Regions from separate parts of the Homo sapiens genome. Here regions 1, 2 and 3 are each linked to region 4. Evidence: chromatin loops called from intact Hi-C (ENCODE). Cell type or tissue: dorsolateral prefrontal cortex. All regions are shown on one strand. Links, peaks and the distances in the headings refer to the core of each region. The heading gives the core; the rest is flanking DNA. Region 1 has its middle 21 kb from the start of ADCY7. Region 2 overlaps NKD1 (NKD inhibitor of Wnt signaling pathway 1). Region 3 overlaps TENT4B (terminal nucleotidyltransferase 4B). Region 4 has its middle 17 kb from the start of SNX20.

Region 1 (7,561 bases), core at 1,367-5,366, 420 kb after region 4:
TGTTGGCCAGGCTGGTCTCAAACTCCTGACTTCAAGCAATCTGCCTGCCTCAGCCTCCTAAAGAGCTAGAATTACAGGTGTGAGCCGCTGCGCCAGGCCAGAGCCTGAGTACTTGCTAAGACACACAATAGGACCATGCTGGAAGGCTTACAGGAAGAAGGCACAGCAAAGGGCAAGGCCTGGGAGGTGGGAGTGGTGCAGGCTCTTACGCAGAGAGCAGAAAGCACTCAAGGGGGCCACACACAGTCTGCAGTATCTGGGAAGAGGAGGCAGGACCCAGATAGCTTCCCAACCGCCATGAGCCACAGATCCCAGCAGACACACAGCGGAAGAGGTGACATGAAGCTCTGCCACCGACCAAAAGGGTATCGTCCACCTGAGTCCCAGGCCGTTCTGTTAGGCTGTGAGGCTATTGTGTACTGAAATACCTCAAAATCCTGGAACCTCACCACGTGATATCCTGTCAAATTCAGAAACTGGCATCAGCCTCCAGACCTCATCTTGCAAACCCAATTCTAAGATTCAGATGCAGCAGAACTGCTCTTGAAAATTTACCAGAGCAAACACAAAGGGAATAAAGTTTTGCTTTTCTTCCTCATTGCCGACAATTTTGAAAACACAGAAAGCACGACTAAATAAGAAAATGATCTGTCCACGAACTCCCCCAAAGATACCCTAAATTTTTATACAGGGTATCTGTAAAAAGTAACGGCCCCTGCCTACCCTTCAATGCGCAAAAGCACAGCCTAGCCTGCCTGCAGTGTGAGTGTTTGGCGTCAAAGTGCATCCACTTGGTCTCCCCTACTGGCCATGGCAGGGCCCATGCCTAACTCAGCTCTCTGCCTCCTGCCCAGACACAGGCCACCCCTTGCTGGATTCAGCAGGGATGGGGAGGAGGGGACATAGGCCCCTCTCCATCAGCAACATTCCTTTGTGCCCATCAAGAAGGGGGCTCCAAGAGGTGGGGGTCAGGAGCAAAGCCCCAGGGCTCTTCTGGGTATGGGGTACGAACAGGAAGAGGGAGAGGTGGGCGGGGCAAGGGCAGGGAATGTGTGCTGCCCGTGGTCGGGCACTCACCAGGCCCACTTGATTCTGCATTTAGGGATGGAGCTCAGGCTCGCTGATGTGGACCCAAACCAGCTCCACCAAGAACACATGAGAACAGCCCGGCTCCTTGCTACCAGACCTGTGAGGACCTCCGCTTTCTCATCTGCAAATGGGACTGGTCGTTTGGGTCCTGCCTAACTTATGATTAAAGATACAAGGGATACGCAGGGGCTTTGTAAGGGCCTGGGAAATTGGAGGGCTCCCTGGGAGGGCTCAGCAGCCTCAGCTCTCCCTGCTCTCCTCTGTAAAAAGCCCAAAAGTACCCACTCTTTTAAGCCCAAGGGCACTTAGGGCCTGTGTGGCTGCTGAGGGAAGAGGACCCAGCACCTGGGGATCCCGAACGAGCAGAGGAGAGGCAGCTTTAGAACACCTGGTCCTGCGAAGCCAGGCTCCCAGCCACAGAAGACTGCTTCAGATGGAAAAGAAACTGAATCATAAAATCAGGAGTCAAAAAGAAAGAAAGAAAGAAAGGCTGGGCACAGTGGCTCACACCTGTAATCTCAGCACTTTGGGAGGCTGACGCAGGAGGATCACTTGAGCCCGGGAGTTCAAGACTAGCCTGGACAACATAGTGAGACCATGCGTCCACCAAAAAAAAAAAAAAAAAAAATTACTAAATTAGCCAGGCGTGGTGGCGCACACCTGTAATCCCAGCTGCTACTCGGGAGGCTGAGGTGGGAGGATCACCTGAGCCTGGGAGGTGGAGGTTGCCGTAAGCCATGATTGTGCCACTGCACTTCAGCCTGGAGGACAGAGCAAGGCCCTGTTTCAAGAAAAAAAAAATCCTGCCTCCGCATATGGACCCAACTCACCATGCAGGGTTCTCACCTCTGCTCCCCAGGCCCAGTCAGCCACTCCTGTGGGGTCCCCCCATAGACCTGGAGTCTGACCCCTCCCCACAGCCTGTCCCCAGCTCCACAGCCCACAAACTCCCTTCTACAAGGGCACCTGCCCACGTTTGAAGGCATTCACTGAACCTGAGAACCCCCTCCTCTCAGGGCCCAAAGCCCCTGCCTAAGTCCCCACAGCTGTAGCCTCACCCGGAGTTCACTACAGTCCTGTTGGTCATGCATTCATTCATTCATTCATTCATTCATTCAATCTCTGGAGCATCACTCTGGACCAGGCCCGAGGGGGCTTCAGCCGACCACACAGGGTATCCTGTTCCTCATTTTAAGGGCTCTACTTCTGTCCACGGCGCCCACGTGGTCATTTCCAGCTTCAGCTCTGGGACTCAGAAAGGAGTTCCTGGCCTTTGAGGGAGGGGACCTGAGACATAAACCAGTAAAGGGAACAACTCCAATCCATGGAGAGGCTCCAGCCTCTCTCCCCTACCCGGGGTCGGCTCCCATTGTCACTTCCTCATGTGCAAGGCATCTGGGTTTCCCGGTTGGGGTCCGAGGCAGGGGCCGGGCCTGGCTCACTCTCCCCTGGACCCTGGTCCCCTTTGGCCACCGAGGGGTCCTGCTCGCTGCTGGCTCCGGCGGGAGCGCTGCAGACCCACAGCCCGGTCCTGCGCCCACAGAGGCTGCTACCCTGTGCAGTGTTTGCTTCCAACAGGCCCCGCCGCCCCGAGCCAGCCCCCTTCTGTGCCCTAAGCCAGTCGGGCTCCACCACAGGGGTCTGGGGCCGGGCGGCCTCCCTCGAGTCTCAGTCTTGTTATCGGAAAGCGGGCGCCAGCTGGGGCAGCGTCTGGGAAGCGTCTCCTGGCCGTGCCTAAGGGAGGAGGTCGTGGCCCGAGGGAGGGGTCTCGGAGCATTTCCGACCCACCCGGGCAGGAGCCGCCACCGCCGGGCACCCGCGAGGCCGGGGAAGGGCGGGCCGGGAGAGGGGCCACCCGCCCGCCTGTGTGGGGACCGCGCGGAGAGGGGCAGCGGCCACGGGCACCCCCGACCCCGGGCGCATCCCCGGCCCGCCCGCCGCGCTCCCCCGCGCCCCGCGCTCACCTGCTGCGCGCTCCCGCTCCACCGCCGCCCGAGTGGCCGCCCCAGTGGCAGCGGGCTGGCCCGGCACTCACCGCGGGCGGGGAAGGAGGAGCGGCCGCAGGCGCCCCCCGCTGGCCGCGTGTCCCAGGCCTGGGGCGCGGGGGCGGGAGCCGGGGCGGGGGGCTGGGGGCTGGGGGGCGCCCAGGAGGCCGCGTCCACCCTGCAAGCGCAGCTGTCCCCGCCCCGCCCCACCCCACCCCACCCCACCCCAGCTCCCCTAGAACCGTGGGAAAGGCGCTGCCGCGGGAGGGAGCGGCCGGGCAAGCTCGGGGCGCCGCAGGAAGGAAAGGCGTCCCAGCAGGACCTTCTCCAGGTACCGCGCGCACGTGCTGGGGAGCGCCAGGCCGGCCCCACCCCCAGAGGGAAACACTTTCTAGCAAACTCTTCCAGTGTTTCTGCCCCAGGCCTCCCCTCCCCCTGCAGGAGCGCCCGTGTTTCTGGAAGGATCCACAGACGGCGGGCCAGTGCCCTCCTCCCAAGCCGGGGGAGCTTTGGTCCCGCCTTACGTCTCACTCAGGCCTTAACCTCCTATGGCAGGGCTCAGGGGCGGGAGATGACAGCGACCACCCCTGTAGGTGTCCTCAGAAAGTAGGTGTTGTAACCTCGTTGTGATCCCTGCAACCCAGGGTGGGGCCCCAGTGTTGGCAGAAAAAAAATCTGCTCTGTTTCCAAGAAACTCAGACAGGGTGAGCAAGAAAGCCTCCTGTGAGTCACCCTGGGAGGGGCAGAGGAGGTCGTCCGCAGGAGTAATCAAGTCTACGAGGGCATTTCTCACTCGCAGACCCCCATGAATCCCGCCCTTTCCCACTGGTCTAAAGCTCCCTGGTACCCAGGAATTGGGGGTTCCCACTTCACTGAGAGGGGTTACAGAAGCACCTGTTATGCCGATTTCTCAGGTCCGACCCCCAAGGCCCTAGCAGGTCTTCATAGAAAGGGCCAGAGAGTCTGTAGTTTAACAAGCACGGAGGAAATCTATGACAAACAGGTAGCAGAAACGCTGATCTACTGGGAACCTATGGTGGAATCCTGGAGCCTGCTACCCCGGCTCACCCTAGAGGGGAGAGATCTTGGTGTGGGAGGGCGTTGCCCCCCGCGGTGGGCCTGGAACCCAGCCTCAGGCCACCCACGTTGAAACCATGCTGAGAAATCAGATGGCCGAGGCTGGAAGGTGGAGCCTCTGATTTCCACTCCAGATGGCCACAGAGAGGTCCCACCTGAGACTTACATCCCAGCAGCAGCAAGCCCTCTCGGCTTCCCGCGCTGGTCAGGCAGCTCCTCTGGGCTCGTGCAGCCCCCGGGCATCAAGCATGGTGGCATTTGGCTCTCTGGGCCGGTGCGACTCCACTACTCATCGGCCTCCCCGTGGAGGGCCCTGGCCGGGTCACTGCAGCATCCTGAGGGCTCACCCGGGAAGATCTGAGCAGCTGGGGCCTCCCTGCGCCGGTAATGGGAATCCCGGCAGCAGTGAAGAAAGGTAATAGGATCATCAGCAGAGCCAGCTTCCGAAAGCACCGCCCACCCCCGGCAGCCCCACCCCTTTAGCAGAACCTTGAAAACGAAGAAACCCACCTGTTTCCCCAAGGCCTTCAGAACAGCCAGTGCCTCAGGGTCACGGTGACCTCTGCCAAGGTCAGCCCTGGAAAGAGAGAGGGGAGCGGAGCCAGCTATGGAGGGAGGGTCCTGCTGGGACCCACACTCAGTGCTCTCCAAGCCAGGAGCCCTCAGCCCTTTCCGGTGTGTGGAACAGTGCTATGACTTCCCAGCCCGTCATCTGTGTGTCATCTTCACGCAAATCTATGAGCAAGTCTCCTGACAGCAGACAGGAAAACAGAGCTGGAGAAAGTGAGTTATACACCGTGCCTGCATAACTGCTCCCATCAGAACCTTCGGGACATATCCATCATCCCCATGGTCCTCATCGCCACTGTGGACCTGTCAGCGGGATCACCCCGTTGGATACTCAGTCCTCAATAGGGGATTCTCAAATGGTAACCAGCAACGGACTCACCCAGAGGTCTGGTGAAGGCACACATGGCTGGGCTCCACTCAGTTTCGAATTCAGCAGAACTGGGTCCGTACTGAGACTTAACTTCTGTCTCACTCCCAGGTTACGCTGATGCTGCTGGTCCTTGGCAGACTGGGTAGCAAGGCTCTAAGGCACTGGATTCCAAATAAGGCTGGAGTCCCATTCCCAGAGATTCTGGTCCTTGGGTGGGTCTGGGAATATGCAGTATTTTTAAAATCCAGGTGAGTTTAATTTGTGACAAGGATGGCACTTCAAATCAGAAAGGAAAAGGAATGGCGCCTTTTTTTTTTTTAAAGCCACAGCTGGATAAACTGGTGGCACGTGGCTGTGGTCCCAGCTACTTGGGAGGCTGAGGCAGGAGGATCGCTTGAGCCCAGGAGGTGGAGGCTGCAGTGAGTGGTGATCGCACCACTGCACCCTAGCCTGGGCAACATAGCGAGACATGGGCACACAGAACCACATCTGGTTATTTTGTTTGTTTGTAGAGACAGGGTCTCACTATGTTATCCAGGCTGGTCTCAAACTCCTGGGCACAAGTGATCCTCTTGCCTCAGCCTCCAAAGTGCTGGGTGGGATTAGAGGCATGAGTCACCTGCACCTGGCCTAAAAATTTTTTTTAATAAAAATTCGTTTAATTTTTATTTAAAAAAAATTTTACACCAGCAGTGGCATGAGCTTGTAGTCCTACCTATTGGGAGGCCAAGGCAGGAGAATCGTTTGAGCCCAGGAGTTTGAGACCAGCCTGGGCAACATAACAAGATCCCTGTCTTTTTAAAAAAACAAACAAAAACTAATAGAGGAAAGATATTTGTGTTTGAAAATGAAACCTATAAGAGAAAATACGTTAGTAATTTTGGAGTGGAGAAGTATGCATGGGAAATTGAATGCACACGGAAGAGCTGCTGTTGAAAGTTGCATGTCTCTGTCCAGATGAGGAAGTCTCCAGATGTCCACATCTAATGTGTTTGTGATTTTAATGATTTATTTATTCATTGAGACAGAGTGTTGCTCTGTCTCCCAGGCTGGAGTGCAGTGGCGCAATCTCAGCTCACCGCAACCTCCACCTCCCGGGTTCAAGCGATTTTCCTGCCTCAGCCTCCCAAGTAGCTGGGACTACAGGCGCCCACCACCACGCCCAGCTAATTTTCGTTATTTTTAGTAGAGACAGGATTTCACCATGTTGGCCATGCTGGTCTCGAACTCCTGACCTCAAATGATCCATCCACCTTGGCCTCCCAAAGTGCTGGGATTACAGCCATGAGCCACCACACCCAGCCGTGTTTATGATTTTAATTATCCACTGTGTTGATAAGCTCCAGAACGCAGTGACCTGGGGTCCCTCCTAACTTATGAGTGCCCAGTGCCCACTGCTCCAGGGCACTCTGCATGTGTTGCCCGAGTCACTTTCTGTGGTGGGCAAGAGTTTGGGGCTTTATTTCACTTGTGCAACGAGAAGATTTAAAAATTTAAAATCAACCACAACAGAAGCTAACAGTCATGTATTTCGGCCACCTTAATCCTGCCCTTCACCAGGCAATGAGAACAACAGCCAAGTAGGAGAATATAAAAGTTTCCTGAGCGGTGCCTGTCCTTTCAGTCCTTTTACAGCCTCCTGATGCATCACTACGCAGAGCGTGGCGTTAGCCTCCTCAGCCAGATGGTCCTTGCTGCCTGTCCCCGAGGAAGGAAGAGCTCCCTGCTTTCCCACACTTCCTCCAGTGGTGCTCGCCACAGGACAGAAGCTCAGTGAGTGCCTAAGCACAGGCAATACTGCTCATGAGGTTTTTTTTTTTTTTTTTTTTTGAGACAGAGTCTCTCTGTTGCCCAGGCTGGAATGCTGTGGTACGATCTTGGCTCACTGCAACCTCCACCTCCCTGGGTTCAAGCGATTCTCCTGCCTCAGCCTCCGGAGTAACTGGGATTACAGATGTCCGCCACCACCCCTGGCTGATATTTGTAGTTTTAGTAGAAATGGGTTTTCACCATGTTGGCCAGTCTGGTCTCCAACTCCTGACCTCAGGTGATCCACCCACCTTGGCCTCCCAAAGTGCTGGGATTACAGGTGTGAGGCCCCGCGCTCAACCATAATTTCTAATTAGAAAAGGGAAGAAGGCCAGGTGGCTCATGCCTGTAATCCCAATACTTTGGGAGACTGAGGCGGGCAGATCACTTGAGGCCAGGAGTTCAAGACCAGCCTGGCCAACATGGTGAAACCCCATCTCGGCTAAAAAAAAAAAAAAAAAAATACAAAAATTAGCCGGGTGTGGTGGTGCATGCCCGTAATCCCAGCTACTCAGGAGGCTGAGGCAGGAGAATTGCTTCAACCCAGGAGGTAGAGGTTGCAGTGAGCTGAAATTATGCCACTGCACTCCAGCCTGGGCAACAGAGTGAAACTCCATCTCAAAAGAAAAAAAAAAAAAGAAAATTTAAGAAGCAGCTAAGA
Region 2 (7,561 bases), core at 1,427-5,426, 73 kb after region 4:
GTGTGAGCTATTGCTGTTTTTACAGATGGGGAGACTTAGAGTCATAGGGGAGGCAAGAGAGTGGTAAGGCTGGGAGAAACGGAGCACTCCCGAGAGGAAGGCCAGGGCTCTCAGGACATGCCCCTGGGTGTTCCTGGATCTGGAAGAGAGGCCTCTGCTGTCTGAGCCCCACATTTCCACCAGGACCACCAGCATCAGGCCAGGCCAGAGCCTTTGTTCAGAGGTTCTGACCTGCAAGAAGGACCCAGCCCCTCTGAGAATGTCCCCCTAGAAAAATGCCATGCAAAGAAAATTGCACATTGAATTTCAGGGGGTTCATGAACCTCCCCACTACAAGTCCTTTTGTGAATTTTAGTTTAGGAACCTCTGAGAGTCCAGATGGGGAAACTAAGGGCTCAAAAAGGGACAGGACTTACCCAGGGTCACAAAGCCAAAGAGGAGCAGAGCCAGGATCCGAATATAGAGGACCCACAGCTGGTAGCAAAGAACCAGCGAGCGATGAGTTCCCTCGGGGAGCAGAGGCACAGGACAAGAGCCCCCACACACCCTGACTGCCAAGGGCTGGAGCACCCAGACCAACAAGCCCACCTTTGGACGGTTTCTCCACAAGCACTGTCTCAGGCAACCAAACATTTCAAAGGAAAACGTAGTGGGTCCAGGCATGGGGGCCCAGGACGTTTGGGGAATGCTGCGTGGACTTCTCAAGCCTTTCCAGACCACCTGTAGCAGGCCTCCCACGAGGTGCTCACAGATCAGGGGTCTCCTTACTTCTTTAGACCCTTTGATAGCAGTCCACCTCCCCAGGGCACCGTGTGCACGTGCAGATCCCCCCGGGTCTGTGTGCCCCCCTCCCTTCCCTATGTGCTCCCCACCAGCAGCTCACACCTGGGGGCCCTCTTCAGAGGCCTGCCCTAGGGCTATGTCTGCAGACTCAGAGAACTGCCGTGTCCCCACCCCAGGTGGCCCTGAGCCTGGTGCAGGAGAATGAAAGCCCATACCTCCTGTCACGACAAACTCAGAAGCATAATTTATACCCCAGAGCTCCCCCAGAGGGTCAGACTGAAGCCAAGACTTTGCCTGAAATGGCACCTGTGCTTGGCTTCTTCCTCTTGTCTGTCCTGCTTCCTCCACTGCCTCACTGGCCTGCCCTGCCCTGGGACAGTGTCCTGAGTGAATCACTAGCACGTGACCCTCACCTCAGGCTCTGTTTCTGCAGTCCCTGACCTCACAGGGCTCTCCCCTGAACTACGCGGGTAGTTGGAGGAATCCTGACCCACTTGGTGAATTCACAGGGAGTAGGCAGGCCAATGAATTGCAAGCTGGTTGGTCTCAGACAAAGCAGGTGGAACATCAGTCCAGCCCAGAAAGGCAATGGTCACACTGTGGCCAATCCAGCTACGTGAGAGGCCAGGGACCCTGATGCCAGGGCTCAGGCCTGAGAGGCAGAAAAATGGAAATGGACATTTTCTTCCCACCCCACCCCACCCCATGCCAGCCCCACTTCAGGAAACCCCCTCCCCATCTTTCAGAGCCTAATTCAAGTGCAAGAAGCTTGTTCTAAGCACCTTGTGCCCCAGGAACCTCTCTCATTCAGCCAGCGCGTTTCAGGCTGGCTTCACAGACTGTAAGTTTGGGAGGAAGCCGAGGCTGTAGGAAGCTCTTTGTCCCTCATCTGGCTCCTGCAGTGGGCATCTGAAATTCAGAAGCCCCTGGTCTCCAGCGCCCCCTTCCTCCTTCTTCTGGGAACACTTTGATTTTCCCTGGCGGCTTTCTAGACCTCACAAATAAAAACATAGGACATTCAGTTAAGTTTGAATATCAGATAACAGATCACTGTGTAGCATAAGTATGTCCCATGTAGTATTTGGGATAGACTTAAAACACAAAAAAATGAAGTGCTATTTATCTGAAATTCAAATTTAACTGTGTGTCCTATATTTTATCTGGAAACCCTGCCCCTCCATTCCTCTCACCCACATGGTGTGGGCAGGCTGATTTCTCCCCGTAACCACCAGGGAGGGCACATGACCCAGGCCTGCCCAGTAAGAGCTTCGCACCACGCCAGCCATGGGGACTGGTCAGGGCCGGGCACACAACCCAAGCTATGCCAAGGAGAGGCAACCCCAGGACATCTTCTTTCTCTCTGTTGACTTTGGTGAGATGTGAGCTGAGAGCCTGACCCTACTGAGAGCACTTTACCACCTCACAGAGAAATTCTAGCTATGAAAAAAGCTAATACCCAGGAAAACAGAGCCACGAGGGGATGCAAAAGGGGTCCTGACATCATTTGAGCCCCTGGATCAAATGGTGCCTGAAGCTAGTACCTCCCCTACATTTTTCAATGACGTGGACCACAAAATCTCCCCTTTTGGCTTAAGCCAGGGTGAGCTTATTCTCCTCATAAGCCAGTGAGTGAGTCCTGCTCACTCGCTCCTCCTCACCCTTGCCACCTGGGCATGAGGCTGGGCAGAGTCTATGCTCAGAGAACATGTTTAATTTCACTAAGGAGGATGGTGTGGGGCGATGGGAGAGCCTGAGCTCTCCAGTCAAGCAGGCACAGTTCCCGGCCCCACTCGGTTCCATCCTCGTTCCAAGTCCTTGCACAACAAACTCTCCATGAGCCTTGGTTTCCCTATTTGTGAGATAAACATAGGTACTTATACCTGGACTGCCCATATAATGCTAGTGCCTTAACCAGGACACTTTAGAGAGACAAAGGGAGTGCTGTTCATACCCAGGTTGGGAGAGACTGGAACTGCCCTGGGTAAAGGGACCAGGGATGCCGTCCCTACAACTGACCCTGCCTGTCTCCACCCGCTTCTGCACTAGCCCTCCCCCACAGCCCATGCCTTCAATTCCGCCCCCTCCCCCTCCCCATCACCACCCTCTGTGCAGGATGCTCCCCTACTCGCTGCTTCTCGCTGCCTCCTAATTCATTCTTCCAGTCTCAGAGAAGCCATCCCTGGAGCCCCGGGCTCTGTGCGGGCCCCACTCTGCATCCTCCTTGCAGCCTTTGGCGCTCTGTGAGACAACTACTTGTGGCTTGCAGGCTCCCCAGCCGGCTAAACTCGTTGAGGACAGGGTCCGTACATTTCTCCCTCATTACTGAAGGCCCTTACAGAGCTGGCATGGTGCCTGGAAAACGACACATAAAATAGCAGACAAAAAAGGACACCGCTAACCCTCTCTTCCTCCTCTCTGCAGGCTCTGTATTTTCTCTGTGCATCGATAAAACCATCCTGGCTGCGATGCCAGGCAGGGACAAGTGAAACTATGAATCATGGAGTGGGGAGGGCATGGGGCAGGGCTAGGACCCACCCCCAGTGGGCCCAGGACATGCTGGCAATGTTCTCAGAGCCAGTGACTTGGGGACAGTGGCCTTAGAAGGCCCCGCCCAGTCCAGCAGCCCCCAGGCGGCGGCAGCAGCAACGCGCTGGCCTTGGGACAGCTTTCATTGATCCAAGGCCAATGTGGACTGGACCTGAGCCGGCTGCCTATTCCAGCATCCAGCCCTGGCCCCTGCTCAAAACACAGGCCTGGCGTCTCCCTGTGGCCTTAGCCAGCTCTGTCCTCAGCGGCAGCCAAGTCACTGCCCAGAATGCAAATGGGGCAGGTGCAATGGGCTTCTCCAATCTGAGACCAAGGCCATCACATCCCACACACAGCCCAGGTTGTTCCACACACAAGCAGACAGGGTCCCCTTGGGTTGCTTGGCCCCCGCCCACACAGCTTTCCTGCCTATCCCCGGGCAGCCACCCCACCTATTTCTTGGTTCAGCCAGGCATATAGCCTGAGGTCAATTACCTGGAGAACGCATTGCCACACCAGCTCCCTGGCTCGCACCCCAGCCCAGGTGGCGCACGCTCATTTTATTTTCACAGGGCCCCTTCCTGGCTCCACAGCCTTCACTGGCTCCGTGCTTCAATCAACTCAAAACCCTCTGAAGTCTTGCTGTAGCTTCTCAGTCCAGCTCACTGGGAAACAAATGGTTATGGTAGGGAAAAATGCTAGCCTGGGAGCTGGGTGGTCTGCCTCAGTTTCCTCATCTGTACAAAAAGAGGAAGCATGGCAAGAGGGTATCTCCAAAGACTTTACTGCTACAATAGAGCATGACTCCACAGGCTCAGGAGAGGGCCAATTCAGCCAGGCCCCAGGCTCCGTTCCTCCTCTGCTGTCTTCAGGCCACCCAGAAGGGCCACTGCCCACTTGCAAAGCCAATGATCCGTCCTCAGTACCGTCTGTCTCAGGAGGCAAAAGTATTTTGAGGAGAAGGAAAGAAAAGTGTGGATGTGAATGCTTCCCTCAACTCTGCATCAACCCAGCACCCAACCCTCCCAGCGCCAGACACCCTGCCCACAGGGGAGCCACAGTGGCTACAGATGGAGAGAGAAGCGCAGCTCACAGGCTGAGGAACAAACGGCAAATATCTACCTGCATGGAACACCAGGAAGGACCCCATCAGCCTCAGCCTAACAGTCAGTACCTCAAAAAAGAATTATCAGGTTAATTTAAAAAGAGGCTTCATTCTGGCCGGGCACAGTGACTCACACCTGTAATACCAGCACTTTGGGAGGCTGAGGCAGGCAGATGACTTGAGGTCAGGAGTTCGAGACCAGCCTGGCCAACAAGGTTAAACTCCGTCTCTACTGAAAAAAAAAAATAGCTGGGCATGGTGGCAGGCACCTGTAATCCCAGCTACCAGCTACTCAGGAAGCTGAGGCAGAAGAATCACTTGAACCTTGGAGGTGGAGGTTGCAGTGAGCCGAGATTGTGCCACTGCACTCCAGCCTGGGCAACAAAGTGAGACTCCATCTCAACAACAACAACAACAAAAAAAAGGCTTAATGCTAATGGCCACAAACTCATAATGGCAGTAAAGGAGCAAACGGCATTGCCAGGTGGTGTGGGGCCCAGACCATGCCCCCACATGGCCTGAGGCTTGGGTCCTGGCTCTGTCACCTACAGGTTGTGTGATGCTGGGCAAACTAATAAACTTCTTTGTACCTTAGTTTCCTCCTCTGTATGATGGGCAAATAATAATATCTGCCTTGTGGAGTTGCTGGGAGCATTAAATTAGCTCACATTTGTAAAGCGCTTGGAAAACAATACCTAGTTCCTTAGAAGCACCATATAAATGCTTGTTAAATAAATAAAAATGAAGGTGAATATAAAGTACATAAAGACACACTTGTAATGTAAAAGAAGGATGACCATCTCAAGAAAAAGAAGGATGACTGTTTCTAAACATCTTTAGCATTCGTTGGTTTTAACATATAGGAGGGTGTGAACACATGTGGGGATTTTTTTCTTCCTCCATCAGGCATAGGCCAGACTTACATGAGGATCTGATGTGTTCTAATATTATTTGAACAAACACAAAAGTATCAGTATGGGGAGATGAGGTTAAGCCCAAGAGTTCTGGAAAAGGTTGGGCCTCCTCCAAAAATGGGAAAGCTGGATTGGCAGGAGAGGTCACCTATAGTATCAAGGTCAAAAGAGTGTTCAGGGCCAGGCACAGTGGCTCATTCCTGTAATCCCAGCACTTTGGGAGGCCAAGGCAGGAGGATCACTTGAGCCCAGGGGTTCAAGACCAGCCTGGGAATCATAGCAAGACCTGTCTACAAAAAATTTAAAAATTAGCCTGGCATGGTGGCATGCAACTGTAGTCCCAGCTACTCAGGAGGCTGAGGCAGGAGGATTGCTTGAGCTCAGGAATGGGAGGCTGCCGTCAGCTGGGATGGTGCCATTGCACTCCAGCCTGAACAACAGAGCAAGACCCTGTCTCAAAAAGAGAAAAGGAAAAAAAAGAGAAGAGAAAAGAGAGGAGAGGAGAGGAGAGGAGAGGAGAGGAGAGGAGAGGAGAGGAGAGGAGAGGAGAGGAGAGGAGAGAAGAGAAGAGAAGAGAAGAGAAGAGAAGAGAAGAGAAGAGAAGAGAAGAGAAGAGAAGAGAAGAGAAAAGAAAAGAAAGCATTCAGCAAAGGCCTCCAACATGATCCATTTGCCCGCTGCCTTTATAGGGGAGCGTGAACTACCCAGACTTGGGCCACCACCTCTGGAGGGATGAACCCTCGGGGCGGCTCCACTAATTACAGGTTGGAACTAGCAAGGCACAGCCCTGTCTTAATGGTGCCCCCGACCAGGCTGACTAGAGTGGGCTGCAAGTGCCAGCTGCCCAGAGCTTCCACCGTGCAGCACCTCAGGGCATGCTGGGCTATAGAAAAGCAAAACCAAACAAAACCCATGAGGAAGGCGTGGGCTTAAAAAGCTCTTTTTCACCACCAGTGAAGTTTAATGCTTAAAAAGGAAGTCAAGAAACTCGACTGGTGCTTGCGTCTGAGGGACTGGCGCGAGGAAACTCATTTCCGTATTCTCTCTACTTTCGTGTCTGTCTGAAATGTTCTATGAGAAATAGTATTAAAAAGGGGAACTTAGTCTAAAGAACAGGGGCTTGAGTTTAAACCATCTTGGGAGAAGCAGCCAGGCCCAAGGCTCACCAAGAGTCACCGCGCAACGAGGAAGATCTGAGTGCTGGGGTCGGAGAGGACATTAGGTTTCCTTTAGGCACAGTGAGGTCACAGCAAAATAGGAAGACCAAATGGTGTGCCGCACTGACCATGTGCCAGATGCCCTCCCAAGCGCCCCATGTTTATAACTCATTTAATCGTCACAACAACCATGAGGCAGACGTTGCTACTTCCCCATTCTACAAACAAGGAAACTGAGGCAGACAGTAGTTAAGAAATATGAGGCCAGGCATGGTGGCTCACGCCTGTAATCCCAGCACTTTGGGAGGCTGAGGCAGGTGGATCCCTTGACGTCAGGAGTTTGAGACCAGCCTGGCCAACATGGTGAAACCCCATCTCTACCAAAAATACAAAAATTAGCCGGGCATGATGGCGGGCGCTGGTAATCCCAGCTAATCGGGAAGCTGAGGTGGAAGAACTCTCTTGAACCCAGGAGGTGGAGGTTGCAGTGAACCGAGATCACACCACTGCTCTCCAACCTGGGCAACAGAGCAAGACTCTGTCAAAAAAAAAAAAAAAAAAAAAAAAGCAGAAGAAAAGAAAAGAAAAGAAACTTGAACAAGTAGCTAACAAGTGGCAGCACTGGGATTTCAACCCAGCCTACCTGGGCATGAGGCTGAGCTCTAGCCACCCTGCTGAGCTGCTGCTTCATTTCAGCCAAGAACAGATCTCAGCCCAGTGGGGTCAGATGCAGAAACAATGGCAAAACAATGGATTAAAGCTATAGCCTCAACAGCATAGCTTTGGCATGGGCTTATTTGCAAGGGCAGACAAGCTGATAACTACCGTTACCTGCTGTTAGGGTATGTGACCTGTCATTCTAAACTTGCAGTCTCAGTCCCAGTTATTTAAGTTAACTTGAAATCAGCATTTAAATCTTTAAGAAATACTGGTTCCTCTATTAGATATGTAAGTTGAATGAACTGAGCAATAAACAAAATACTGAAGGGTGTAAGTTTTCCTTTCCATGTATGAATGTGGCCTGGACATTAAGGAATCCCATCAGTACCAGGCCACCAGCCATTCCCGTTTCATTT
Region 3 (7,561 bases), core at 2,367-6,366, 450 kb after region 4:
AGTTAAGAGACCAGCCTGGCCAACACAGCGAGACCCCAACACTAAAAAAAAAAAAAAAATACAAAAAATAGCCAGGTGTAGTGGCTCACGTCTGTAGTCCCAGCTACTTGGGAGGCTGAGGTGAGATGACCACTTGAACCCAGGAGTTTGAGGCTGCAGCGGGCCATGATCCAGCCACTGCACTCCAGCCTAGGTGACAGAGTGAGACCCTAGCTCTATTTAAAAGAGAGAGAGAGAGACAGCAACATGCATATAAAAATATTAGAACACCACCACAACAGAATCTTAAAATTACGTTTCTAATAGTTTTGTTGTATAAACGCTAAATTCTCTGACCTTGGTAAAATCTTTGATGAGGTCAGCTGCTCTCACGCCATTCTGTACATTAAAGCTGATATCAACTTTCACTTCAGTAAAAGAATCTGTTAATTTAATAATAGGTACCTATAAAGAGAAGAAAGGTAAAATGTAAATGCTTTAACCAGATTAAATGATAAAATCAGGGGATGGAAGCCTACTAGACATGAGGTCTCCATCATCTCATGAGAGCATAAGAACACTGAGTATTCTAAATATGGCACACCCCAGTAAACCTGGTCTGCTACAAATACTATATGCTGCATATTTAGCACTGGGTCCCATACAGTATATTACAGTATAATTTCTATCAACCGAGAATTTTGTTTGGTGTCCAATTTTTTATTATTTATTTTTATTGTTTATATTTAAGGTGTACATGTTTTGATATACTTATCTTGATATACATACTGAAGTGATTACTACAGTTAAATAAATTAATATGCCCATCATCTCATTTATTAGTTGACATATAGTTATAATGATAATTTTAAAATGAACAAAAACCTTCCTCAATAATTTGGAGAACACTTTCTGAGTATAAGATGAAGAACTAGGAATGCCAGGTATTAAATGTTTTGTATCATCAAACTGTTTCTAATAAGAAAATTGCTGGATTCTTAAGGTGTACACTACAACCCACTTGCATTACTGGTCAGTTTTGCAAATAGCCCAAAAAACAACCTGACAAGATAAAATATAAAAATTATTCTAAAAAGCTGACAGGATTATTTACATGAGCTATCAGCAGTTCTTTTCAAAAAATGGCCTAACTTGGGCAACACAGGGAGACCCTATCTCTACAAAAAAAAATTTTTTAAATAAGCAGGGCGTGGTAGGGTGCGCCTTAGTCCCAGATACACATAAGGCTGAGGTGGGAGGATCACTTGAGTCCAGGAGTTAGAGACCAGCCTGGGCAACATAGTGAGACTGTATCTCTCTAAAAAAAATGAATAAAACAAACAAAAATCTCTACAGTGAGTACTGTGTATAATAAAATTGCATATTTTGCTGCTGTGAAAAGAAATGCAGACCAGGTGCAGTGGCTCACGCCTGTAATCCCAGCATTTTGGGAGGCAGAGGTGGGTGGATCACTTGAGCCCAGGAGTTGGAGATCAGTCTGGGTAACACGGTGAAACCCCGTCTCTACAAAAAATACAACAAAATTAGCCAGGCATGGCAGGTTGTGTTTGTAGTACAGCTCCCCAAGAGGCTGAGGTAGAAGGATCACTTGAGCCGAGGAGGCACAGGTTGTAGTGAGCCGAGATTGTATGGTCACACTCCAGTGTGGACAACCAGAAAACTTTTTATGTGCAAGCACGGTGACATTAACAAAATGAAAGAATCACTCACTTGCAATGCAACTGTGCTCACCAAACTTTAATTTTAATTCAAGTTTCATAGGTAAATAACTAAGGATTTTAATATGAAATGCTGCAGAACTTACAGTTGCTTTGTCTAAAACTTTCACCGAATCCTCATCTGCGACTTTGTGTTTCCGAAGAGCTTCTTCCAGAGTCCAGAGGGGTAGGTTCTCCCACTTCCCAAACACCACTAGGTCGATGTCACTGAACACAGAATACATATACAAGAGGGTCGGAAGAAGTTGGAAACTTGTTTTAACTGACACTCATGCTTATAGACTTCATTAGTACAATTAAAACCTATTTCCCACCCTGGCCAACGAAGACTAAATGTGTTGGTGATAATGGTTTTGTGGAGAAGGGAAATAGTAGTTGTTGATTTTAACAAACTCCTCCTCTCAGTCATTTCACAGAATTCAGGCCTCAGGAAATAGGGTGATTTTGAAAGAAGTAAAACCTCAAAGAAAAAAAAACAAAAAGCACTTCATGTATTTTCTTTAATAAACGCTTGTGGTACTAGACATAATGATTTTCCTATCCGGATGAGATTAATTGCAACTCAGAAATATTATGAAGTGCTTTAAGCTGGATGCAGAACAGGTATCCAGCATGCTACCATTTGTGTTAATATACACACATGTCCTTTTATATGCACAGATATCTCTGAAAGGATATGTGAGAAACTGGTAAAAGCGGCTGTTCCAAGGAGAACCAGGGGGCAGAGGTGGGACTGAGACTTTTCCCTGTATTGATTTTTGTGCCTTTTCCAAATGTGAACTATGTGAATGTACTACCTATTCATAAAATTTAATTAAATTTTTTAAGAAAGGTGATTTTTCATGTTTTACTGATGCTGACAACCTAAATAAGAAATATTAACTCGAAGTTGAGTATTTTATGACTTTTGCAGGCCAAGGGCATCTATGAGAAGAACGGAAATTGCCAGGGTCCATCCACTTCAGCACACTTTAAGTTGGGGTAAAGTATACCAAATCAAGCTCAAATGGAAAAACATGATGCTGACTTTATTCTGGAGAGATTAAAATTTAAGGTAATAATAATAATAACCATGATGGAATGTTCAAACAATTTCAATTCTTAGAGAGCAAGTATTCACCCTTTGGAGAAACATTATCATTTCCCAAAAGAGAGCCTCCAAGGCTGTGCGTCACAAGAGGTCTCATTTGAGAAGACTGAAACTGAACAACAGTCCTGAAAGGCCAAGATCTTTCTCAGAGAAGAGATCTGTACCCTGAATTTCTGGATCAGGATGCTGGAGCCATAACTAGTAGAATGAGTTCTTAATTTGAAAGCGAGGGTGAGTGTAAGAGTGAGTGAGCAAGACAGCGGGAACTCACATTCAAGAGGATATATAATCAGACATTTTATCATGATACTACATTAACATCTGTGTCAGTGGGTTAAGTTATGGGACTGAGCAATACTCTGCCAGGCAGTCAATTTCTAAAATTAGTAACTAATTGATTCCATTGCAACATGATCCCTTTTCCATCTCTCTGTACCATCTATGTCTTGGTAAGATGATGTGAAGTGATATTCTACTTCAAGGTAAATCAAATTAAATGCTGGTAAATCCTTTATTTATTTACTTACTTATTTTTTGAGACAGAGTCTTGCTCTGTCGCCCAGGCTGGAGTGCAGTGGCGCGATCTCGGCTCACTGCAACCTTCACCTCCCGGGTTCAAGCAATTCTCCTGCCTCAGCCTCCTGAGTAGCTGGGATTACAGGTGCGCACTGCTACGCCTGGCTAATTCTTGTATTTCTAGTAGAGATGGGGTTTTACCATGTTGGCCAGGCTGGTCTTGAACTCCTGACCTCAAATGATCCACCCTCCTTGGCCTCCCGAAGTGCTAGGATTACAGGCATGAGCCACCATGCCCAGCCCCATTTTGTTTTATAAATTTGTTTTGTTTCTACTCCTTACAAATTTGACAGCCAAAATGAATACACTCTAAGAAAAGTCCTTTGAAAGATTCATGAGTGTACTAACCTAGTAGGTAAATAAAGTCCAGTTTTAAAACTTCCAAATATCTGGACCTGAAACAGAAAAAGAAGTTGTTATTATATTGAGTTATCAGAAGTTGTTATCATATTGAGTCACCAAGATATGGAGAAATGTCAGTTTTTGCTACCCTCTACTGGTACTTTTTGGTATGACAAGAGCATTTTTTTCTAACCCCAAGCTTCATGAAGCGGGGATTCTGTTTCACAAGCAGACATTCTGAATATAATTTAAACTTATCTGGTTCAATATGAAACACATAGACCAAAATACAGTTGTCCCTTGGTATCGGCAGGAGATTGGTTCCAGTCCCACCATGCCAAAATCTGAAGATGCTTGAGTCCCTGCTATAAAATGGTAGAGTATTTGCATGCAACCTATGCTAGTCCTCCCATGTACTTTACATCATCTTTAGATTACTTATAATACCTATAATACCAAGTATGATGTAAATGCTACCTAAATAGTTGTTATACTGTATTTTTAAAATAATTTGTATTGTTTTTATTGGTACATTGTTATTTTTATAGTTTTTTCTGAATATTTTCAATCCATTGTTGGTTTAATATGGAGGTGTGGTACCTGTGGATACAGAAAGCCAACCACAGGAAACTTTCAGAAGCAGTTCAGATCACTAATGTTCCCTCATTATCCAGAGACACAATCACAAATCCTTCATTTTTGTTCTCTAAGCAGGAGTCTTCGAATAGATTACTAAATTGGGATCAGACTACTTTAACTGTAGGGCAAGTGAGGGCCTTTAGGTCAATTCCACAAAGAACATCAGGTAACATCATGCTGTGGCATAAAACTGGGATGCATTCCATCTCAACCCATGGAGAACGGTGGAACTCAGGCAGAAATATGTATGCAGGTAATTGTAATAAAAAAAGGATAGGCCGGGCACAGTGGCTCACGCCTGTAATCCCAGCACTTTGGGAGGCCAAGGCAGGTGGGTCACCTGATGTCAGGAGTTCAAGACCAGCCTGGCCAACATGATGAAATCCCACCTCTACTAAAATTACAAAAATCAGCCAGGTGTGGTGACGGGCGCCTGAACCCCAGCTACTTGGGAGGCTGAGACAGGAAAATTTCTTGAACCTGGGAGGCAAAGGCTGCAGTGAGCTGAGATCATGTCACTGCACTCCAGCCTGGGCGACAGAGCGAGACTCCATCTCGGGGGAAAAAAATGATAAACAGTGAAACCAGTTCAACCTCTGAGGCGAGATGGACCTGGGAACCTAACCACAAGCTCATGTTCCTCATCTGTAGGTAGACAGATGATGGCTGCCTGGCTGGCTGGAGAGAAAGAGATAGATAGATAATCAACCTCCACCTAAGAAAGATAAGGGTTAAGTTAGATCACGGCTTCTCAACATTGGCATTTGGGGGTGGATAATTCTTTGTTGTAAGGGCCTATACTGTTCATCATAGAATGGCTGATGGCATCCATGGCCTCTACCCACTAGGTACTAGCAGTGCGTACCCAGTCAGGACAATCAAATATGTCTCGGACATTGCCAAATGCCCCCTGGAGAACAAAATAGCCACTAGCTGAGAACCACTGATTTGGATCACATAGGAGAAAGAATGCGATGTATGGTCATTGCTCATAAAACATTAGTACCCTTGCCTTTTCCCTTTACCTACAGTGTCATATACATACTGTCATATACTTGCAAGTTTTACATACAATGAAACTTCTTTGTTTTGCCAATTGGAAAAAAACCTTCCCTAGCTTCCCACCACCACCCAGGACAGTGCCTGAAGAAAAGCTACAAACACAAAGTAATGGATTTTATTAGTATTATTTTGTGTACTTCTTTGCATACACAAAATTGTAGAACAGGCCCTCAAAGTGCCCTAAAAAGTGACGTATTAACTTAGTACCAGTAACAGGCCAAGTGTGGTGGCTCACACCTGTAATCCTAGCACTTTGGGAGGCCAAGGCGGGCACATTGCTTGAACCCAGGAGTTCAAGACCAACCTGGGCAACATAGTGAGACTCAGTCTCTACAAAAAAATACAAAAATTAGCTAAGTGTGGTGGCGTGCACCTGCAGTCCCAGCTACTCGGGATGCTGAGGTGGATCACCTGAGCCCAGGAAATCGAGGCTGCAGTAAGTCGTGATCGCACTATTGCACTCCAGCCTCAGCAACAGAGTGAGACCCCATCTCAAAAACAAAAAACAAAAGACTTAGTACCAGTAACAAAAACGACAAATAAGCCAAGAAGAAATCCTGAGTAATCATTTTGTTCACTGACTGGGAGCTGTCTAAAAGGCAATTAGCTGGTCTGAGAGAGATGAAAAATGGCAATTTCAGGAAAGAAATAAGAAAAGACTTATGCGTGCATTAGCCAAAGGAAATGAACTTCAAGTGACAAAAGTTCTTACTTGACATTTTCATTTAGCTGTAAACAATTATATAATGTTTACCCTGGCAGGCTGGAACTAAGTAGTAATGAGGTTTTGATATATCATATCCAATAACAGACCACTACAACAATGAGGTTTGATTTGTCTTTCTTCTCTTTACACTAATAATTTCTAAGGATAGCTTGCCTTTAGTAGTTGCTATTAGCACTACAAAAAAAAAATAGTTGTTAGTCATCCAATCCAATGAAAATAGTTAGGAAGCCTCAATTCTAAAGACTGCAGAAAATTGTTTGCCTTTAAAATTTAATTAGACCACAACTCTACAGAGCACTTCTACTTGCATGTGAGGACTAGCATGAGATACCAGCAGATAGGCTTCTAGCCCGTGGACAAGGACTGTCCGAAGCATAAGCTACCCAGGAAGGGACTCACGTCAGCGCTGGGCCAGAGCTCCTTAATTACACTCTCGATCCTGTTCACCACCTCCATCCGCATCTTCTCCTCCTCAGGTCTTGGAGACATGTATTCATAAAAATCACTGATTTCTTCATGCAGACTGAAGAAAAAAACAGAAAAGTTAATATGAACAGGGCCAATCTAATGAGAAATCACTATCTTAAATAATCTTATCTAATTAAGTCTTATAATTCAGCTGATGACTACCTTAATTTTAATGTTATAACTCAAGATAAGCTAAAATGGGAATGTACAGAATTTAATCAAAAAACCCAAAATAATTAAATAATGAGAAATTTCCTGTGCAAAACACTTGCTGGGGTGCTGGTGATTTAAATAAAATAAAACAAGCATACGGGCTGGCCTCTGCCTTTCCACTTCTGATCTAATAGACACAAGATACTGAACCCAGGTGACACAGGCAAGTTTCCTGGCAGTAGGGACTGACCCTCTTATCTCTTGGGGATCCATTCCTCACAGTAGCAAACAGTACATCTTTCATAATGTTTGCTCAGTGAATTAAGTGTCAAATGAACAAATCAGGCAGTGAACAACAGCAAAGTCTTGAAAAGAATGGCTGGCAAAGGCTCCATGAAGGAGCTGAAGACTTCCAGAGCCTGCGAGGTACAGGGCAATCAGCCAGCTACAAGGGCTGTGGCAGGCAGAGTGGGAGAAGCATCTGTAGAGGAAAGCAGGCCCCAGCAGAGGGCAGGCTCTGAATGACTGGCTAAGAGGTTCAAGCTTTCCCCCTGTGGCAACAGATAGCTATTTAAATGTTTCTGAGAGGGACCAAAAGAGACTGACTTCAAAAATGCAGCATTTTAAGAAGATTAAACTGGCAACTATGGAAACAATGGACCAGCAAAGAGACTAGACTGGATGCAGGGAAAAGTCATGAATCACTGAGTTGCAAAAGGATTGGATGAAGGCCTAGAGGCTGGTGGAAGGAAAGGAATGGGCTCCAGAAACAAAAGACACACACAT
Region 4 (7,268 bases), core at 242-4,241:
GGGCAGACTGTGGCCCCTCAGCATAGCATGGACTTAGCTCTGCTCTCTAGTGGCTGTCCCCATAGCTAGAACTCTGTTTTGGAGCAGCAAAACTAGTTCCACCTGCTGGTAGGGCTAAGTTGACTCCCAACATGTCCCCAGCGTGTTGGTGTTGGGAACCTTGATCTAGCTGCTCGTTTTCTCAGTAACCAAAGATCCCTGGCACTCCTACGATGTCTCAGGCCTTATCTAGAGCTGGGGATACAGCAGTGACCAGGACAGAACTGGTCCCTGCCTCACGGAAGTGAAGTGTCAGGAGGCCACTCCCAAAGCAAATGGAAGCTGGGACAGAATGATGTCCTCAGCCAGGTGGTCAGGGAAGGCTTCTCAGAGGGGGCGCTGTTCAAAGAATCACAGAGCATACAAAGGAGCTGGCCCTGGGAGCACAGAGAGGGGAGAATTTTAGGCAAAGAGGTAGCAGGAGCACAGCCCTGAGGCAGGAAACTACCCCCCCACCACCCTCGGCATCCTCAGTTCTGGTTTGCACCCAGAAAGGGGGTAGGTCCAGGACACACCCGGACTGATGTGTCACACTGGCTGTGCCAGCTGAGAGAGTGGGCTCCAGGCACCACTAACAGAGAAGCCTTGCAAGGCAGGTCCATGCACCGCCCGCCTCCAGTTACCACTCATTGCAAAGGAAATGAGCTGGGAGCCTGTGTGTGGGCCGTGCAGACCCTTTTGGTTACAAGCCACAAAAACCCAGGTTAATCTGATGAGGAAGGAATTTATTATCTGTAAAGTCCAGGAGCAGGCTAGCTTTACACCAAGCAGGATCCAAGGACCCACACTTGTCACCTCATATCTCTCTCTCTCTCCCACTTTCGCTTTCTCTGTCTCTTCTTAGTTCTGCTTTCCTCCACTGTGCCTTCGCTCTCAGAGAGAGCTCTCCCCTGGCAGTGACAAGATGGCTGCAGCAGCTCCAGCAACCTCAGAGGACTCCCCCATCCAGGGTCCTTGTGAGCTCCTCATCTGTAGGATGTGCAGTAAACACTCACGTGTCCTTTCCTGAGGAGCCCAGTGGCTGGGGTGGGGGCTGAGGGGCAGCCCCTATGCCCTCACAGTGCAGCAACCTTGGTTAGCTCACCCATCAGGGCAGACTTGGGCAGAAATCATGTCTTGGCATATTGTTTTGTAATCTGCTTTTTAAATTGTCACTATATATTATGAGCATTTCCCTATAATATACAATATTCTTCCACATTATGTTTAATGGTTTCATTGTATTCTAATGCATATTCTATAGTTATTTTAACCACCCCACAATGTTGCAAAATGTCCTTATTTGGGACAACACTGCTGCAAACACTTTGACCCATATGTCCTTTTTGTGTGCACTCTTATGGCAACTTCTAACGGTGGCATTTCTGAATCATAGACACTTTTTTGACTTCTACATATTTTATTTTTTTAGTTGACAAAAACTGTATTTATGAATCATAAACACTTAATGATTTTGCTATTACTTAATTTTTCTTTCTTCAGAAAGGCTGTATTCACTCCTCCCCCAGCTAAGTGTGAGAGAGGCCCTTGAACTTTGCATAACAGTGGCTGTCGGCATTTTAAATTTTTTTTTTTTTAGATGGAGTCTTGCTCTGTGGCCAGGCTGGAGTGCGGTGGCACGATCTTGGCTCACTGCAACTTCTGCCTCCTGGGTTCAACTGATTCTCCTGCCTCAGCCTCCCAAGCAGCTGAGATTACAGGCGCCCGCCACCACGCCTGGCTAATTTTTGTATTTTTAGTAGAGACAGGGGTTTTACCATGTTGGCCAGGCTGGTCTCGAACTCCTGACATTGTGATCCACTCACCTCGGCCTCCCAAAGTGATGGGATTACAGCTATGAGCCACCGCTCCTGGCCTTTAAACTATTTTTTTCTTTTTGAGACAGAGTCTCGTTCTTGTCTCCCAGCCTGGAGTGCAGTGGCGTGATATAGGCTCACTGCAAACTCCGCCTCCTGGGTTCAAGCGATTCTCCTGTCTCAGCCTCCTGAGTAGCTGGGATTACAGGCGCCCGCCACCACGCCCGGCTAATTTTTGTACTTTTTTTAGTAGAGACGGGGTTTCGCCATGTTGGCCAGGCTGGTCTCGAATTCCTGACCTCAGGTGATCTAAGCTATTTTTACTGGTTTAATCTTATTCCCTTTCCACGGGGCAGGTCTGGAGAGACCGAGAGGATCTGATCCTGCAATTTAAAAAGTAGACAGCAGATGGCGCTGCCGCCTCGGCGGCTCCGAACGCATCGCCGCGGTGCGGGCGGAAAAAGCTGAAACAGCTGGGAAACCGAAACTTTCTCCAGGCTTCTGAAAGCCCTTAGACGGGATTTGAAATCATGCTGGAAAGAGCTTTGCTGCCTCTATAACCTCTCCCCAGCAAGTGTTTTGATGGGGGGTCCCCGGGCGACCTCCACTTGGGGTTTGGGACCTCACTCCCTTTCTGCCCCTCCATCCTCTTCCCTCAGCCCAGAAGCCCCAAAAGGCGGAGGCCACCGCCCTCCACTTCCCGCAAGCGGAATCCGCAGGGTTTCACAAGAGAGGGCGCTGCAAATAGCCAGTATCAGCGCCCCCAGGAGCAGGATCGGCCATGGCTTCCGAGAACGGGCCTAACTGCGCCTCTCTCGGTCTGGGGGGAGAGGCCCTTCCCCAGTAAGGCCCGCGCCACGTCGCTTTCCAGGGGGAGAGATTGAATAACCTGCTCCTCCCAGATCCCATCTCCCACCTTTTCAGGACCCAGATGGCGTGGGGGACTCCCCACCCATCTGCCTACTGAACTGGGGGAGTGAGAAGAGGACTCCCAGAGGACACCACTAGTGACCTTTTAATTCACCAGTAGACACACAAGGCTATAGAGACTGTGAGTAATGTGGGTTGGATAAATAAGTATAAGAAAGGAAAATGGAAGGAGGCTGGGAGGAAAAGAAAAGAGAAATGACGTTCCCTGCTTGTTAGAGTATAAATGGTACAACCACTTAAGAAAACCATTTGGCACCATTCCTCAAAGCTGAACGTAAACTGTCCTGTAAGTACCCAGCAATGCCGCCCTTAGGAATATACCCTATAGACAGATAGGCAAGCATGCTCACCAAAAGACATGTACCACAACTGCACAGCAGGAACAGCTCCTGATACTGTCCCCCAGCTGGAAACAACCCAAGTGTCTGCGAACCATAAAACAGAGAAGGGACTTGGGGTATTCTTATGTGGAACATGAGGCAGTTATGAAACAAGCTATGCTTGGACACAAGGAAGTGGATGAACCTCACAAGAGACTGCATGAAAGAAGCCAGACACAGACGGATGCAGCCTGTGTGGTTCCATTTCCTGAAGGCCAAGGGCAGGTCGGACTCAACCAGAGGGCTGAAGCATGCTTGCTTAGATGGCAAAACTCCTGTACTAGGGTTCTCCGGAGAAAAAGAACCAAGAGCAGAGATAGATATGGATATGGACATATAGTATATGTCTATATATTTGCATATAATGAGATTTAGTATAAGCGATGAGCTCCTAGAATTATGGCGGCTGAGAAGTCCCAGCATCTGCCATCTGCAAGCTGGAGACCCAGGAAGGCCGGTGGTGCAGTTTGAAGGCCTGAGAGCCAGCGAGCTGACAGTGTAGACTCTAGTCCAGGTCTGCAGGCCTGGGAACCAAGAATGCTAAGAGCAGGAGATCCAGGCTCCAGCTTGGCGATCAGAGAGGAGGCAAATCCAACGGTCCTCTGCCTTTTTTGTTCCGAACAGGCCTTCAGTGAGTTGGAAGATGCCCGTTCACATGGGGGAAGACCGTCTGTCACACTCAGGGCATCAACTCCAATGCTAATCTATCCTAGCAGACATACCCAGAAATAATGTTTAAGCAGACATCCGGGCATCCCATGGCCCGGTTAAGCTGACATAAAATTAACCATCACAACTCCTGAAATTAAAAAAAGCAGAAAGGGTTACTATAAAAGTTGAGATGGTGGTTATCACTTCGAGGGGGTGAGGAGGTTTTGACTGGGATGGGGACAGTGAGGAGTCTCAGTTCTTACTCTAGGGTGATGGTTGTAAAAGTATTTGCTTAGTAATAATTTGTTAAGCTGTACACTTTTATGCACTTTTCTCCGTGTGTTCTATTTCACAATAAGAATATCTTAATAGGCTGGGTGCAGCAACTCACACCTGTAATCCCGGCACTTTGGGTGGCTGAGGTGAGAGGATCACTTGAGGCCAGGAGTTTGAGACCAGCCTGGCCAACATAGTGAGACCCTGTCTCTACAAAAAGAAATTAAAATTTAAAAATGTTAAAATTGGCCGAGTGCGGAGGCTCATGCCTGTAATCCCAGCACTTTGGGAGGCCGAGGCGGACGGATCACCTAAAGTCAGGAGTTTGAGACCAGCCAGGCCAACATGGTGAAACCCTGCCTCTACTAAAAATACAAAAATTAGCTGGGTGTAGTGGTGGGAGCCTGTAATCCCAGCTACCTGAGAGGCTGAAGCAGGAGAATTTCTTGAACTCAGGAGGCAGAGGTTGCAGTGAGTCGAGATCGTGCCAAGGCCCTGCAGCCTGGGCAACAGAGTGAGATTCTGTCTCAAAAAAACAAAAAACAAACCAAAAAACAACAGAAAACAAAAACAAAATGTTAAAATTTAAAAATATAAATATGTTAATAAAAGAATAAATTGGGGCAGCAAATATAAAGTCAATATTTATTAGGCACCAAGTATGATAGCAGTCAGACAGAGCTAGAGTTTGAGCCTGAGGCGAGCACAGTGTTCTGACCCCAAAGCCCCAGATTCCCTAAGGAAAGAATCAGGAATAGCAACCAGCTAGGGGGCCAAAAGTTCCTCACAGGCACCTCCTTAACATACTAGTGTGTGGTGAATTGCAGGGATGGCCTGGGTCTTCATCCCTCGTCTCCATGCCATTTGCCACACACATTTGCAGTTCTTGTCACTAAACAAGCACGGTTAATTTCCCTCCCCTTTGAGTCCGGGCTGTCCTGGACACTGGCTTCGGCCCATGTCATGTGGCAGAAGGGACAGTGTGCCAGCTCCAAGCCTTGGCCTCAAGAGACCTCGTGCATTTCACTTGCCCCCTTGAGCTTCTGTTGTTGTCATGAGAAGAAAATGCCCAGGGTATCCGGCTGGAGACACAGGATGAGGTGACACATGGATCTGAGCCAAGGGCAGCTGAGATCCGTTGACGCCAGCCCACTCCGACATGTGGGTGAACTCAGCCAAGATCAGCCAATTCTCAGCCATGTGTTTTGTGAACTCAAATCAGATGTTATTGTTGTTTTGGGGCTGTTTGTTATGTAGGAATAGCTAGCTGATACATTGTCTGTAGACAGTAGTGAGATCTGGGGATGTGTTGGCACAGGGTTCCTGAAAGGACCTGTCTGGGATAGGAAGTGATCAGCACCAGTCCATCCAATGCTCCTGCCTTCCCTGGATTCGCTCTGAGACTCCAAGCAGCCTCCACATAAATATAGCCACCAATTACCCATGCCTTGTATGTGGAGGGCACTCATGCCAGGCCCTGGCTTAGTACCTTATGAACTTGGCCCACTTAACCCTTACAGTGGCCCTATGAGGTAGGCCTTATTACTGCCCCCATTTTAAGGTGAAAGGACTGAAAACAAGAGCTTAGCCCACAGTCACATGGCTTGTAAGAGACAGAGCTGGGATCTGACTTCAGAGCCTGTGCTTTACCCACTGTGCCACCCTGCCCACCCATCCCAGCCTGCTCTCCTTGAAGCCTCTTCCCCAGCCTTGGGATGCCAAGCCTCTGGGCTCTCAAAAGAGCGCCACCTCGTCCCCATGCTTGCTTTCTCCTCTCTCCCAGGGTCCCCCAGGGCCCCAGCATGAAGATCGTGCTCAGCAGCATCATGCCCCAGAAGATGAAGGCTCCTGTGGATAAACATGAGGCCACTCTCCAGGAAGCAGTCAGCAGAAAGAACACTTAATGACAACCTCTAAACAGGACGAAGGCTGTTGGAAGAACATTTGTCATTCTGATGGAGAATCTTGGGATATTTGGGTTGGAAGGGATTACAGAGCTGCTGCAGTGCAAGGTACAGACTTTTTTTTAAGCCACAGAGTCTTTTCTTCAAATGGAATTTGATACAGAAACTCAACATGTAAAAGAGGCCAAAGCCAAGTTTTTCTAGCTGGGAAGCAAGGGAGCTCTGCCTTAGGCCTATCGAGGGCACCCCTAGGCTTTGATGGAGCACCATTTGGGAGCCACTGGGATGGTTTTGCTGATGGAAAAAGAGCCTCAGAGCCACAGAAGGAATGAGTAGAAGAGCAAAGACTTGAACTCAGCTCTCCTACCTCTTGCCTCTAGGGTTGTTTTCCTATTCCAAGTGTTTAGAAACAAAAGCATGCACCCCAAAAGAAAGGTGTAAACCTGATTTCTTTTTTAAACATGAATTTTTCAAAATGACGCATGTGGAGGCCAGGTACCATGGCTCATGTCTGTAATTTCCAGCACTTTGGGAAGCTGAGGTGGGAGGATCCCTGGAGGTCAGGAATTCAAGACCAGCCTGGGCAACATAGTGAGATGCCATCTCTACAAAAAATTAAAAAATTAGCTGGGCATGGTGATGCATGCCTATAGTCCCAGATAATTGGGAGGCTGAGGTGGGAGGATCACTTGAGCCCAGGAGTTCGAGGCTGCAGTGAGCTATGATTGTGCCACTGCACTGCAGCCTGGGTGACAAAGCAAGACCCTGTCTCAAAAAAAAAAAGTCTTGGAGTCATTGGGATGAAATCATCCAGTCATGAGATTTCAGGACCCCACTTCTATACAGCATCACCATGTTTAGCAGGAGGGTCCACTGAGACCCTTGGCTGTTTTCCTTGGGGGTCATCTCTCATGACTCCTCTCCCTGCACCTCACTGCACAGCCCTTGTGTAGCAGGCTTTCGGCAGAGCAGCCCTCGCCAAGACAGATTTTCCCCTGTGTCTTTGCAGCCTCTTTACTCCGGGGCTATGGGCAGGCTGCAGGGGTTGGTCTACAGGTGTGATGAGATGCTCCAGAGCATTCCCCAGGTGGGGAGGAGCCAGAGGCGCCCGGGAGGGAGCACTGAACCGCGAGTCATGCATTAGGTGTCTCTGGGTTTTTCCTGCCTGGCTCTTACTGGAAATAGCAGCTGGTTATTCTTCTTCAGGAGGACATCCCTCCCTGATTTCATTCCACAGGGTTTAGATGAACTGGAGCACTGGCTGCACTTGGGCCAGTCCCTCCACTTATTGG

Evidence for each region. Peaks named below come from ENCODE experiments on the same cell type or tissue, not always from the same donor. Only the 100,000 strongest peaks of a DNase experiment are listed, where the experiment ranks them.
Region 1: it touches region 4 in a loop (2.4-fold over the local background); 13 of 110 quality-filtered maps call a loop at or near these places.
Region 2: a loop joins it to region 4, with 2.3 times the contacts of the local background. A loop is called at or near these places in 21 of 110 quality-filtered maps.
Region 3: a loop joins it to region 4, with 4 times the contacts of the local background. A loop is called at or near these places in 57 of 110 quality-filtered maps.

The regions. Positions count from the first base shown.
Region 1 is chr16:50,241,696-50,249,256 of GRCh38, reverse strand. It overlaps a transcript of ADCY7 not described here. Among named protein-coding and RNA genes, the nearest start is that of ADCY7, 21 kb to the left of the region's middle. RefSeq lists silencers at 2,571-2,630, 2,711-2,950, 2,971-3,230 and enhancers at 2,081-2,792, 3,506-4,217, 4,218-4,930. In dorsolateral prefrontal cortex, for the core only: a CTCF peak has its summit at 3,194 (motif pointing left); DNase peaks (open chromatin) are centred at 2,316 and 2,736; H3K4me3 peaks cover 1,579 bases; H3K27me3 peaks cover 1,857 bases.
Region 2 is chr16:50,588,090-50,595,650 of GRCh38, reverse strand. The region is part of intron 3 of NKD1 (NKD inhibitor of Wnt signaling pathway 1); the gene reads right to left. Among named protein-coding and RNA genes, the nearest start is that of NKD1-AS1, 22 kb to the left of the region's middle. RefSeq lists an enhancer at 6,959-7,544. In dorsolateral prefrontal cortex, for the core only: CTCF peaks have their summits at 1,732 and 3,403 (motif pointing right); DNase peaks (open chromatin) are centred at 3,050 and 3,480; H3K4me3 peaks cover 1,255 bases; H3K27ac peaks cover 2,854 bases.
Region 3 is chr16:50,210,439-50,217,999 of GRCh38, reverse strand. It overlaps TENT4B (terminal nucleotidyltransferase 4B), which reads right to left. Exons shown (of 12, transcript NM_001365324.3): 2 at 6,554-6,677; 3 at 3,733-3,779; 4 at 1,805-1,925; 5 at 337-444. Among named protein-coding and RNA genes, the nearest start is that of ADCY7, 52 kb to the left of the region's middle. RefSeq lists a silencer at 7,128-7,422. In dorsolateral prefrontal cortex, for the core only: CTCF peaks have their summits at 3,680 and 3,884 (motif pointing left); no DNase peak of the experiment used is centred there.
Region 4 is chr16:50,660,532-50,667,799 of GRCh38, reverse strand. It overlaps a transcript of SNX20 not described here. Among named protein-coding and RNA genes, the nearest start is that of SNX20, 17 kb to the left of the region's middle. RefSeq lists enhancers at 499-1,018, 2,083-2,584 and a silencer at 2,158-2,247. In dorsolateral prefrontal cortex, for the core only: CTCF peaks have their summits at 2,053 and 2,254 (motif pointing right); a DNase peak (open chromatin) is centred at 2,239; H3K4me3 peaks cover 1,038 bases; H3K27ac peaks cover 924 bases.